Linked DNA regions of Homo sapiens: regions 1 and 2 are each linked to region 3. Evidence: chromatin contacts called from ENCODE Hi-C or POLR2A ChIA-PET data. All regions are on one chromosome and are shown on one strand. The core of a region is the stretch at or near the end of the contact, and the rest is flanking DNA. Distances in the headings are between cores, read along the strand shown. Region 1 has its middle 41 kb from the start of LL22NC03-102D1.18. Region 2 has its middle 35 kb from the start of MIR650. Region 3 has its middle 41 kb from the start of IGLL5.

Evidence for each region. Hi-C counts contacts between places; a loop is a spot of excess contacts on that map. ChIA-PET counts read pairs that join two places held with the same protein, here RNA polymerase II (POLR2A). Pooled maps may share reads with other maps.
Region 1: a pooled map shows a loop between it and region 3 (1.9-fold over the local background). The contact joins two enhancer-like sites. A Hi-C loop is called at or near these places in 3 of 37 single-sample maps with no recorded cell type and 1 of 50 pooled maps. POLR2A ChIA-PET finds 5 or more read pairs at or near these places in 1 of 52 experiments (activated B cell).
Region 2: a pooled map shows a loop between it and region 3 (2.0-fold over the local background). The contact joins two enhancer-like sites. A Hi-C loop is called at or near these places in 6 of 37 single-sample maps with no recorded cell type and 2 of 50 pooled maps. POLR2A ChIA-PET finds 5 or more read pairs at or near these places in 3 of 52 experiments (A673, K562 and activated CD4-positive, alpha-beta T cell).

Annotation. Positions count from the first base shown.
Region 1 is chr22:22,750,616-22,754,910 of GRCh38, reverse strand. It overlaps IGL. Among named protein-coding and RNA genes, the nearest start is that of LL22NC03-102D1.18, 41 kb to the right of the region's middle. Within about 2 kb of position 1,695, at least 6 of the 41 ENCODE cell types and tissues checked have a DNase peak (open chromatin) inside an H3K27ac peak, as active enhancers do.
Region 2 is chr22:22,785,586-22,790,059 of GRCh38, reverse strand. It overlaps IGL and the pseudogene LOC100420967. Among named protein-coding and RNA genes, the nearest start is that of MIR650, 35 kb to the left of the region's middle. Within about 2 kb of position 1,704, at least 4 of the 41 ENCODE cell types and tissues checked have a DNase peak (open chromatin) inside an H3K27ac peak, as active enhancers do.
Region 3 is chr22:22,926,083-22,930,613 of GRCh38, reverse strand. No RefSeq gene overlaps it. Among named protein-coding and RNA genes, the nearest start is that of IGLL5, 41 kb to the right of the region's middle. RefSeq lists enhancers at 1,270-1,329, 1,580-1,709, 2,060-2,109. Within about 2 kb of position 1,798, at least 7 of the 41 ENCODE cell types and tissues checked have a DNase peak (open chromatin) inside an H3K27ac peak, as active enhancers do.

The DNA.
Region 1 (4,295 bases), core at 446-2,945, 180 kb after region 3:
TCACAGCAGAGCTCAGAGGTGACTTTGTCTGTATTTACAAAGGAATATGAAGTCCCTCCTATGGGATGGGTTTTGACCTGGTCTGGGAGGTGACCATAGAGTCATGCTGGTAACTGTGGAATTATCTGGGGTCCCCAGTCCCCTCCTCCATTCTATCTTGGCTCTGGAGGGAGGTATTTCATTTTGGTCTAGGCCTCTAATGTGTCCTATCATAAATATTTTATGTTAGAGAGGACATTTCTGGTGTAGGTCTAAATCTATTTTTAGACAGTACTTTCCAGAACCCAATGCAAGTTCCCTCTTCGTCTCCACTGTACAGGTGATAATGCACACCTTGGACAGGTGCGGGTCCCACCACAGCCCACAACCTCTGAGTGATAGAGGTCAATGAAATTCCTTATTTGCCAAGTGCGCACAGAGTGTTGGAAGATCCATGAGATGCTGGAAGTTTCTGCCTTGGCTGTGAGCTTCTAGGTAGGTCATTGCTGCTGTGCCTCAGTATCTCCAGGATGCTGTCAGGACCAGGGACAGATGAGGAGGTGAAGGAAATGTTTGCTCCATGAGAGAATGAGAGGGGGCTGCAAACTCCAAGATCCCCAGAAGTGAATGTTTATTATAAATATGATGTCTCCAGTTGCTGGGGAAAATGTATCAATGGATAAGAACTTAAGTCAACTAAAGGTTAATGAGCAACTATTTTGTGACTCACCAGGAAATCAAGAGCTGTGATTTGGCAGCTTCCCCAGGAGAGAGTCGGGAAAGACCAGGGACGGTGGATGTGGAGGGGCAGCTAGGAAGTTAGAAGCCAGCCACTATGTCTGCAGGACAGGGGTTCCCAGATCAAATGGGAGTAGGGGGATACCTGTGACCTCAGAGAGGACACTGCACATGAGGGGGATGCAGTTTTAGCACAACTGGGTGTGGAGGAGGGGGCGTTGTGAGAAGTCAAGTGCCTGGATCTGTGTCAGACAAAGAGTCAGCATGCAAAAGAGCTGAAGACAAAATGTGATTCTAGAATTTTTACATCAGTGTCAAGGACAATACTCTAGGACAATAAAGACCCTTTCCCTCTAAATCTGAGGTGGTGGTCACTGGCTCTTACTGCATGTCAGCATCTCCCTATCACCCAGGCCTGCCCCATCCCCAGGTCGCTTTGCCAGTTGATTCTCTGCTTCCCCCTGGTGGCTGCTCCACACTGTCGGCTGGGAGCTCAGGGACTTCCGGGGTCTAGGTGTGGATTCAGAACCTGCTGCTCAGGTCCTTGATGCCCTGATCTGTGGACGGCTGGTGCCAGGGGAGGAAGTCCTCTTCTCTGTGTGGCCCCTGCCTGACTCAAGACCAGGTACAAGGGGCTCAGCTTACCCAAGAAAATGCAAATATATATATATAGAGAAACAGTGAAACAAACCCCAATCATATTGGAGAACAGTAACTTGTAAACCTGTAACAGGCATTGTGAGGGGAAGAGCTGGCTCAACACCCTGCAGTGAAGAGTCTGCTCTGTGTGGGGACTGGAAAGGATAGCGGAAACCTGAGGGATCTGGGACCCAGATCAGTCCCTGTCTGATGTGATATCACCTTGTAAATGAAGAGCTGGAGGCAGATGTGTTGTGCAGTCGGGTGTAAGGTGGAGAATTTCCTGTTTATGCTCAGGTGATCTGTGAGGGGCTGGGCACACACACCCCCTCGTGGTCCACAGGATGCAGTTGCTGATGCTGGGACTGGTTAGATACAGGTGCGCTCAGATAGGCCCTTCACCTGTCCCTGTTTGCCTGGGGCTGAAGCCACTCAGGGGCGGTGGCTAACCTGCCTCAGCCGTCCTCCCAGTGCTCACCTTGCAGCCATAAGGAAATTAAGCTTCTGTCTCTTCCATTGATCCTGGGTCATGCTCAATGCACCCAGCACAGACAGGTTGACTGTTTTCTGGAATGTTCTCTGGGAGTTCCCCAATTAACTCAGCCATGCAGAGCAGAAGACGCGGCACCCCTTTCAGGGGCCACCTGATTGTTCCCAGGCTCTTACTCCAGAGGAAGACAAAGCCCTTGGCATAGCTGGGGTGTCTCCTGTGCCGGTGGGTAGGTGTTTGCAGAGAACAGGTTTCCTTGAATGTCACCATGCTTCCCAGCATTTTAACATGTGACAGCAATGCATCAGTAACATTTTTTGGCTCATGAATCTGGATAGAGAAGCAGCTGTTTGCCAGGTTATTACACAAAAACCTTTGCGCAACATTTGCTGTGCCTTCCATGTGCTGACTCATCACATGTGGCAGCGTGGTCTTTCCCATGCTTCTTCCTGCTCCTGGTTCAGGCCTTGTTCCTTCCACACCAGGGCATCCCTACGTCCTCATCAACCCTGTATTGTTCCTGCTCTGGGCAAAGCCTTCAGCGAATAATTAACCTGCTTCCTCAGTCTGTTCCCTCAAAGTCACTTTGTGAAGCTGAATTTCTACCTCAGTTTACTGTGAGTCAGTGGCTGTTAAAAGTCATCCTCTCCTTCACCTGTGTAATGGCTGTGATTGGCAGTGAAGGTCTTCTTACAGAGCACCTGCTGAATGCTAGTGGCTGGGTGCTGGAGATTCAGTACTGGAAATTCCATCTGCAGAATAAACAGTTCCCTCAACTTCTAAATCCATCAATAGGTACTGCCCACACACACATTGGTGGGTAGGGCCATCATCAGCTGCTATCTTCCCTCTATCAACTCAGTGCCCAAAAGTCGTAACACCCTTCCCCTTGATAGTGAAAATATCAAATGGACCCATCACTTGAGCAAGGTCCTACTGCACACAATGAACCTGGTCCAACTGTGCACCAGAGACTTGAGCTTTTCTTGTGGAACTTTTGTTGGGTTCCAAGGAATACTGTTTGAAAAATGTTGGGTCAGAGAGAAATAACATCCAATTGTCTGCATGAAAACTTAAGGGTCTTGGCTGGTAAGGAAACTAAACAACCATAAGAGACATTCGTGTGCAACTGGGAAACATGACCACAGTCTGCATAAAAGAGAGCTGTTAGTATCCTCACTTGTGATAACGAGAGAGACAGAGACCCCAGTATGGCCTTGTCCACAGTTGTCCCAACCAGAAACAGTATATATATATATATATATATATATATATATATATATGCTGATGGCAATAATCTGTAAACTTCAGTGTGTACACATGATTTCATGATTAAACCAGTTGTACTTTTTTTTTAAGGTGGCATGGACCCAAAGAGTGAGCAGCAGCGAGATTTTTTGTGAAGAGTGAAATAACAAAGCTTCTACAATGTGGAAGGGGACCCGAGCAGGTCACCCTAAACCAGTTGTACTTTTAAAGAAGGAAATAAAAAGACTGAGACATCCTAGTGAGAAAAGAAAGCCCAATAAATGTGGCCCTAGAGACTGGAATCAGACATCTCTCCTGGAAAAGGGCATCACCCTCACCCAGCAGGACCCTCCCTTCACACCTGCAGCCCTGGGACATGCAGCAGAGGCGCAGGTCCTGGGCCTGGCATCAAGGGTTTCTTAGTGAGCTCCTCAGAAAGCAGCCCAGAGCCCAAAGATAAACTCCAAACTATCAGGGCGCTGGGGGCACATCCAGTCAGGACTGACCTACCTGGGGAAGGTGATGGGACTTTGGGGGCCATGGGAGGTCAGTGTGCCCCAAACACAGTTCCCAGGTGGGACCAAAGGTAGTGTCTGTGCTTCCTCTTCAGTTTCTGAGAAATATCAGTACAGAAAGGGCCCTGAGGCCAAAAGGGGCTGGGTCTCCAGTCCTTGTCAGGCATCAGGCAACCTATTAGAATGTGGGGGTCAACTCATCTGGAAACCAGAGGAGACACAGCCCCTGGGGCTTCCACTGAGCTGGTTTTACCCAAGGAAAGGAGAAATTCTGCAGGACTGTGCCCTCTGCGACAGCTCTCTCCTCCCCTGCATGACGTATGATTACAACTGGGACCATGTGCTTTTGTGTGGATTCCTAAACTGTTCATGTACACCACAAACCTGACAAAGGTCCTGGCAGCTCTGACCACCTTCACCCTGTCCACTTCTCATTGGACACATGCAGGCCCTGAGAGGATGGAGAAGCTGCTCAGAACCTCCAGCCCCTCAGGGGCCAGGTTAAGACCAGAGAGGACACCTGACCCTGAGGCCTGACCTATAGCTGCTCAGAGGGCAGGTGAGAATGAGAGGCAGGCCGAGGTGGGACAGTACTGTGGCTAGTCCCTATCTCTCTGTGTTACTATGAGTCCCTGCCAGCTGCTCCCACTGTTATTATCTGCAGTATAGTAATAGTCAGCCTTGTC
Region 2 (4,474 bases), core at 455-2,954, 140 kb after region 3:
GCAGTCATGAAACCTAATCTTGCTGAGGAAGGGCATAAACCTGGAGGAGGCAGTTTTCTGCGCTGAGCCACACTTCCCAGGAAAGGCACAGCTCTCAGCTGCCACAAGCTCCCAGCAGTGCTGGGTGGGTGAGCTCAGAAGAAAGAATCTGGGCAGATCCTACAGTGTCCACTCCACTGGTTTTTCTGTAGAGAATGACTTGAGCCTGAGCTGGGCAGTTCTGGGGACTGATCCAGGATATTCAGGCCAAGGACTGGCTTGTCATGACCAATGGAAATCCAGAGCCCAGCTGATGGATGTCTACCTCAGTCTGATGATTCAATCAGGCCCCATTTCCCTAAGTCACAGCTGAGTCCTCAAACCCCAATACATCCTGGTCACCTAAGTCTAAATCCACTCTTGACGCCCCCTCTTCAGAGCCTGCCTGGAGGGCTGGAGGGACTCAGATCCAGGGGGTCTCAGACCCAGGTGAACTGGGCCAGCCCAGTTCATGAATTTGTCCACAGTCTTCCTGGCTGGAGGAAATGTCCCATCCTGGTCATTTCATCTAAATGATGGATTGTGTCATTAGGACACTAGTTAACTATTTCAGTGAGAATAGTTGAGTCATTTAAGGAACCACTCACCCATGTGGAGTCATCAGGACGTCTGGTCTCATTTCACCCATGGGGCTGATACTTCTAGGCCATCCCCATCCCCACAGTAGACCAGCCATTGCCATCCTCAGCTCTGCCATTGTTTATTTTTCCAATCAATATTTTATGTAAACTTGTAAAAAGCAGCAAAATAGCACCAGAGTTCTCAGCCCAGTGTGGTTTTCTTGTGCTTTTTGCAAGTTTACATGAAATATTGATGGGAAATTCAACTTTAAGCCCCATGGTCGCTGTAAGCATCCCAGGGACACAGCCTTTGGACAGGGTGTGGGGTCTGCAGGGTGGGTGGTCCTTGGTTCCTGCAATGAGGTGTATCCTGTCCCTGAGCCAAGGACAGCCTCGTGGCCAGAGCTCTGGCCTGAGGCAGGTGAGAATCCCCTTCCCTGTGGAGAGCATCTCCTCAAGGAGGCTGGAAATGCCACATCCTGGAGCCAGGGTCCTGAGTGCACCACCCCACCCACGTGAGACTCCCCTGAGCACAGGAGCTGCCCCCTGAGTCACAGTATGCCTGGAGCTGGAAGGAAAGGCAGAGGGAGAAGGGGTGGCGGGGGGAGGTCTCTGGAAGTGCCCAGGACTGAGGGCTCAGCTCCCCAGAATGCTGCTGATCAGAGAGGGACAAGACCATGAGAGTGGCAGGAGGCTCAGGCAGCAATACTAGGTGAAGGGCTTGGGCCCTGGAAACCCTGTCCTCTCACACTGTGGCCCCCTCCTAGAGCACCTTGACCTCGGGGCGTCTCCCAGGGAATCCCAGCCCTGTGGAAGCTCCCCAGGCTGACACCGGGGCCCAGGCGCCTCCAGCTGCATTTCCCAGGTGAGGCTCTCACTGTCCCTGGGCTCCTGTCAGTGCCCTGAGTGACGCTGCATGAGTCTTACAGTCAGGACGGAGTTACTGCAGCCCGAGGGGATAGGATGCACTTTACTGGACTTCCAAATTGAGGACTGATCCTTGGACACCTTTTGAGCCTTCATGGCTGGCCTCCCTCTTAGGCTCCTTCTGGGCAGCCTCAGCCTCTCTTCTGTCTGCAGCTGTGCTGCCCCCTGCTGGTGGAGAAGACAGAGCCCAGGAGCTTCCCTCCTCCAAGTGACCCCAGAACGCCTGTCACCTGCGAGGGTAAGGACTGTTGAGTCCAGCCTCAGTCTGTGCCATATGTGAACCCCTCAGGCTCAGCACAGAGAGGTGGCATATATGGTTGCAGGGAGGTGGGGCAGACGCAATTCTTATAATTGAGTCTCAGGTTGAAATGCTCTTCTCTGTTCCATGGTTTTTGATCACAGAACGGAGAATGCAGGATAAACTGTAGCTCTTCTGTGAAAAACATAAGTTCAGAGAAATGCGGTCATATCCGCGTGCACTCCTGCTTCCCGTGTGTATTGAAAACAAGATTTTTTTTCTCACCTCAGTAAGAACAGCTGCACTGTAATTGGGAGCACCTGATGTTTCTGCCACTAAACTTCAGTTGTGTATTTGAACCATCATCACATTCATCGTCATTGTGTTTTTTTCTATTACTCATAAGAACAAGAAGATTAAGGTAGGAAATTATGACCATAACTAGGTGGGACCTTTCAGTGTTCAAACCACAAACAAGAAACTCAATAGCATTTCCTGCAACTGTTATTTTATTAGTATTGTTTTATTTTTCATTATAACCTTAAATATTTATCAAAAAGTTAACATTTCAGTGATTAAAATTAAGATACTTTTCTTTTACAAGGTTTTGATCATTTTTACGTATTTGATTTGGAACTCTGCTTCTTATTGCTAGAAGGCCTTTCCTTCTCCATAGGAATAATCAAAATTAGTTTTAATCAACATTAGGCCCCTGTTGGATCACAGGCCCTAAGTGGATTCCCAGGCCCCAGGTGCACATCAGGCACAGGTGTACAAGCAGACACTGGGTGGACTTACCTGTGTACAGGTAAGGAGCTGACCTGGGGGGAGGGTGAGCAGCCAGCAGCCCAGGGGGTTCTGAGTAGGTTTTGAAGGAAGGAGCCGAGGGTACGGAACCTTAAAGAAGTGACTTCACTTCCTTGGTGATGGACTCTAACAGAACTTAGAACTCTGGTAATCAGGCACCCACATCCTAGGGACAGACCCGCAGCCAGCTCCCTTGGTGGGAGATGCTCAGGAGAGCAAGATGTTCTCATGCTGCATTCCCACATCTCGAGTCTCCTGCTTCAGGAGGGCCCAGAGCGAGAGCCTTTTCCCACAATGCTGACGCAGGCTCATCTATTGGGATTCACTCAGGATGGTGGCAGAAATATTAAAGGGAAATATTAGGGAAAGTTACAGGGAATAGTCACAAACCTTTTGGAAGGCGGAAAGGTTACATAGCTTGTAATAATTGAACAGGCTGAAGGCAGCTGCTTCTTATCTTAGAGCATTAGCTCATAGGGTAAATGTTAGGGACAATAGAGGCTTCCCCAGTTAAGTCTGTTTACCCTACTTCCATTAACTAGCCTTTGAGCCAGATAGTCCTCTTGGGGAGGAGGGGGGAGGTAGACCCGGGAAATTGCCCCCAGTGGTATTTACTTTAAACCATGGTACCTGAGCTTTAATCATTGGTAGAACTACTCTCTTAACCATGTTAATTATCCACAAGAGTATTTACTCAAAGCTTCCGTTGTAAATTCTATACTAAATAAATGCCTGCAGTGCGAGCTATTCACGGCCAGCTGCAGTGACAAACCTCTCTTGGTGTGCAGGCAGTGGGACACTCAGCAGGACTGGCAAAGCAGAATAACTCTGTGTCAGTGTACGTTTTATTCATCCGTCATTTGGGTCAGGGTCTGTGGGCGGATCCCCGCAGCTAATGCCCTCTTGTGAGGGGCAATACCTCACTCATCTCTCACTCCAGGCGCCTCTGGCCATTTGGGCAAAGGCGCCCCCAAGTACCACAGGGCAGCCCAGGGCAGGCCCTACCAGGCCAGGCCCCACCGGTGATCCCATCGCGGCCACATCTGCACATTGTTCTTGTCCAGCTGGAGCCTCTGGAGTTCATCGAGGCACAGGCACACGGTGAGGTGGCCTATAGTCTATGAGCCTTTGCAGGGGCAGTGTTTTCGGGCTGGAATACCTTACATTCAGCGAGGTTGATTCTGTGTGTGAAAATTCCAGTGGAAAGTGACTGACGTTGGTGAGTCTTTCTTCTTTTTCATCTCCTGTTCCATGTGCAGCAACACAGGAAATTCCAGCGCCAGCTGATGAGCCAGTGCCAGCACCAGGGGAAGACCCCCCTTCAGGGACAGAACTGGAGCTATCAGCAGCTCCAGATCCCTCCTGCCCCTGTCCTGGTCCTGCCAAGGACCAGCCCAGTGAGGAGCTACCTGACATCATGAGATCTGCTCTAGCCACTGGCCTCAGCCCTGGAGCTGAAAGCATGGCTGGAGCAAGAGGTGGAAGAGAGGGGGTGGCCAGCACGGCCCCAGCCCGCATCTCCCACGCTGGGCTCAGTCCTGGGCACAGTGGGAGACATGGAGGTAGAGACCCGGGTATATGGCCTGCGCTCCTCTGACTCGCCAGAGAGAGGCTTCTCTCATTCAGCAGAGCTGCAGCCCTGCGGCTGAAGGGCCTGCTGCTGCTCCTGCTGGGGTTGTTTGCCTGCCTGCAAGAGGCGCTGGGGGGCAGGAAAAGAAACCTGGGAGGAGGGGATCCAGCAGCTCCTCCTGCTCCCAGAGGCGGCTTCTTCCTCCAACCTTGGAGGTCTGCCCTCAACTGGGCTTCTGGGCTGTTTGTCCCTGAGGTGCTGCCCAGGACAGGCTCTTCTTGACAGGTGGGCAGGGGTGTGGAGGCCAGGGGGCATCTCCAAAGGGTATCAAAA
Region 3 (4,531 bases), core at 549-3,048:
TGAGGCTCTCCTGGCCCCTGGCCCCCATTGTAATGTCCAGCACTGCTTACCATAGTGCTAGGTGGCTGGGCTTGGCTTCCTCCCCCTCATTATTAGCCATTATGAAGAACGTCATTCAGTCATTTAGCAAACAGTTACTCTGAGCTTGGGCAACCAAAATTTGTTGTTTAAACTGGGATGTTCCTGGGAGTGGAAGGGGCACTATTAATAACTTCACGAGTCTCTCTGATAGATGTGGGTGGGGGTCCTGGAGGCAGCCCAGGCCTGGGTCTCTGGGCAGAGCCCACCATTACTGCTACAATGGGCCAGGCACGGCCAGGCCTGGGTCCCGAGCTGAGGCTGGGTACACATAGGCACCTGGGAAACTGCAGCTGATTGGTGGCCAGTGGTCTGGGGACCTGGATGGGGCTAAGGGTCACCAGGGGCTGGACACTGCTCTAGCATCCACCTCAGCTTCCAGAGTCAGTGGCACAAACTGGGAATGTCCTGGAAAATGCAGGATGCAGGTCATCCCCCTCCCCTCAGACCTTGCCCAGCCCACGTGTTTCCTGGGGAGACCACCCTTGTGAAATTACTGGCCAAACAGGGTCAGGTTTGATGTGGTCCCAAGTGACCAAGTGACAAAGACTGACCCTGATCCTGACCCTACTGCCCCTGCTGATGTCACTGTGTTGACATTTCCGTGGCCCATCTGCAATCCTCAAGATGACCATGTAGGAGAGCAGTTTCCCCAGATCACCCCAGAAAGAGGGAGTCCTCACGCTTGGGTTGTTACAAGAGGTACGGGTGCCTTTTGAGGTGTTTGCATAACTAAGCATTTTGGGAAAAGACCTAGTCTTCCCGGCCTCCGTTGATGCCAGCTAGGGATGCTTCTGAATCCCCGAGGGAACTGGAGCATCTCACGTGTGGCGCAGGGGATCCTGGGCAGATTTGGGGTCATTTTTCCTTCACGTCTCATTCAGCACAGGGAAGAGGACCAGTGTCAAGTCATGACACACGACTCTTTCAGGGCCGTAGAAGCTGGTCCTTAGGTCAGGGATGGAGCCCAGGGTGTGGGGTCAACATCAAGGACTCGTGTCCTGCAGGCGGGGTGGGTGGGGAATCCAGAACCTGGCCCTGGTGTGACAGAGACTCTGGAGAAGAGGATGACATGTCGGGAGGGAGGAGCAACATCCTCAGCATTGTGCTGTGTCATTAGCAGTGGGCATTGCGAGTGGATGGTGATTATTTCCTCTATGTCCCCAAAATTCGCATGTTCTAGTTGGCTGGAAACTTGATTTTGGACCTTTGTGTTGAGGAATGGGGGCTTGCCTGGGATCTGGTGGCCTCGTTATGGGGCATCTGAGCTGGTTTGCTTGTTCCCAGGTGAGTGTCGATGTCCCCCTTCTTGCCCCTGGATTCAGTGAATATGGGGGTTGAAGGGTAATGGTGCCTTTGTCCAGGCCTGGCTGGGGACACTCTCTTGGTGGCTTTGCAGGCCCCACAGGAGGCTGGGCCTGATGGGAGAGTCACCCACTCAGTTCATAGTAGCTCCCAGTCCTTTCCTCCCGCAGGGCCCTGAGCAGCCACCCCCCTCTCCTCCAGCAGGGCCCCTGCACCCCCTCCCAGGCTATTCTGGGCTCTGGCTTTGCTGTAGAGGAAGCCACAGGGCCCCTCCCTGATCTGACTCAGAACACCTCCCTCAGCCCAGGCTGCAGCTAAGCAGGGCCAGGGCCAGGACGAGTTCCTCTCACCCCATCCCCCACTGTGACACTCTTCCCTATACCTTGAGGGGTTCCCCCAGCACAGACCAACCCTCCTTCGGTGTCATGAGGCCATCACTCGTGAGGGGCTGGCCCCGGTCTGAGCTAGACACAGTGGCATGTGAAGACAGGCGTGGGCTAAGGCCCAACTCGGCTACTCCTGAACTGGGTGGAGCCTGGGCAGCGCTGGTGCATCCATCATGGTTCACGTCCCCTCTGTGAGGTGGGCAATGGCAGCTTTAGGCCTCAGGGTCACTGTGAGGGTCAGTGAGGGACTGTGATGTTCCCACTGTGGCCCAAGGATCACAGCTGGGGCTCTCTCAGATGGTTCTTTCAGTTAAATCTTTTCCTGAGTGTGGGGAGATGCTCCTGCTGCCCCAGACACTCCCTGGGCAGAGTGCCAACCTTGGAGACTTGACAGGGTGGGGGCAGTGGTGTCTCCATGTCGTTCTCCAAGCTTGTGAGCTCCTCTAGGGCAGGTGGTCCTGGGCTGCATACACCAGCCCCTGGCCCACAGCTGAGAGTTTGTTGAATGAATGAATGAGTGAGTCTGAACAAATGAATGGATGAATGAATGAATGAAAAGCCCTTAGGGCCGAGGAGTCATGAAAAGAGGCGGGCATGGGTCAGCCGGTAACCTACTGTGTGACCCTAGGTGGGTCATCACCCCTCCCATCGGAGCCTCAGTCCTCTCATCTGTGAAATGGGCACATGAACACCTGTCCTGGCTCTGCTTTGTAGACTCAGAGGGCACCCCCATGGCTGCCCTCCTGCCTGCCTCTTTCACCCACTGAGTCAACAGAGAATGAGGAGCCCAGGTCTGCCCATCCCACAGAGCCACAAGGGGGTTCATGCACTCAGCACCATCTCTTGGCCTTGCCCAGGCACGGCCTCAGGATGGAAGGGTGGCCTAGGTCAGGGGCCTGGGCAACCACTGTGCTGCCCTGAACACCTGCAGGACCTGGGCAGGCTCAGCCTCCTCTGCACGCCTTAGGGAAGGGGCTGGCTCTGGGTTGACCTTGGATCAGAGTCCCAGTGCCCACCATCTGTGCAGCCCTGGGCAGCTGTGGGACTCGGGCAGGCTGCTGGTCTCCGAATCTCCGTCTCCTCATCTGTAAGGTGTGCGGGACATGGACACGTGCCTCCTGGGGTGGTTTGGGATCCCATGACATAGAGAGGACAGACGCCAGTGCAGGGTTTCCCTGGAAGTGGCCCTGGGCCAGGTGGCAGGTGAGGTAGCATCTTCAGCAGAGCCGGGAGCAGTTCCACTGTCGAGCAGTGGCCATCGAGGGGCTCAGTGATACCCAGCCCAGCACCTGGCTGAACATCGGAGGACGTGAGGGGTGCAGCCCCTGCTTCCAGGCTCCCGTGGTGTCCCAGATCGGTGCTGGGCAGGGCGGCACCAGGAGAGCGTGGTCAGCAGCCCTGGGCAGCCATCAAGCCTGAGGCACCACTGGGCTGAGGGCTGGGGCCGGGGAAGGAGCAAGGAACCCTTTTACATTCCGGTAGTTCATGAATCACACAGTGAAAGAAAGAGTCACCAAGGGTGCTAGCTGCCGGTGGCCCTGATGGGGCAGCAGCAGAACAAAGTGGGAGGGGACCATAGAAGAGAGGACCTTGGCGGGGGGTGGGGGTGGGGGTGGGTGGGTGAGGGGCTTCAAGATGACGAGAATGATGTGAGTTGCCAAGCCCATCCTGAGGTCAACAGAAGGAGGACAGTGAGGGGACCATTGGATTGAGCCACGTGCAGGCCACTGGGGCTGTGATGGGGTGGTGGTGAGACTGCTGGGCTTGAGGCAGGAAGGGAGGGGACCGTGGAGGCCAGGAGCCCTTGATTACCACTTGTAAAAGGCAGGAGAGAGGGAGGGGCAGCCAGAGGAAGGCAGCATTCACATTTTATTACTTCTTCCTGGCAGGACCACATTTGTGCTCCTAAGGTGACCATCAGGAGGGTCTCTGGCCCTTCATACTGAGATGTTGAGGCAGAGAGACTGTGGTCCAGGTTCTCTCCAGGAAGAGCCCACCATTACTGCTGCAGTGGGCCAGGCAGGACTAGGTCTGGGTCCCAAGCCCAGGCTGGGCACATATGGGTGCTTGGGAAACCATAGTTGATTGGTGGCCAGTGGCCTAGTACCTGGATGGGGCCGGGGTCACCATGGGCTGGTCACTGCTCCAGCCCCAGCATCAACCCCAGCTCCCAGAGTCAGTGGGGAAGGGGACTGGAGTGGGGTCCGATTACAGTGACCACAGGGAAATGGGGGCCACAGGGAAATGGGTGCGGGGAGCAGGGGAGATTCGGGAGGTGGGTGGAAGAGGACCACGTGCTCCCATCCTGACAGCCCAGAGCCTGCGTGTGCCTGGGGCGGCTGCTCTCTCAAAGGGCATGCGTCTGTCTTGGGGACTGAGGGTCTCTGAAGTCAGGTCGCCTCTTGCTCGAAAGCCCCCTGCCACCTTGCTCTTGACTTTAGCACCTCCTCACAGGGCAGCACGTGTTATGTTATCCGGGAGGAAATGGAAACCCTGGGAGGTTCTCTGGTGGGGGAAGGGAGGAGCGGAGGTAGACTAAGAGGGGGTCAGCAGGGGGAGAAGGGGGAACCAGCCCAGAGTTCTCCAGGGACGGGTGCGTGTTGTCCTAGCCTGTGCCCTGGGAGTGACACCAGGTGAGTTGAGATTTCAGTACCCAGCATTTTTGTGACTGAAGTAAAGAAAATTCTGATTTGGCCCTTGCCTGCTTGTACAAGTTAACTGCTTGCTTTTTGCCCAGCATCCCTTGTTCACACAATGTGATC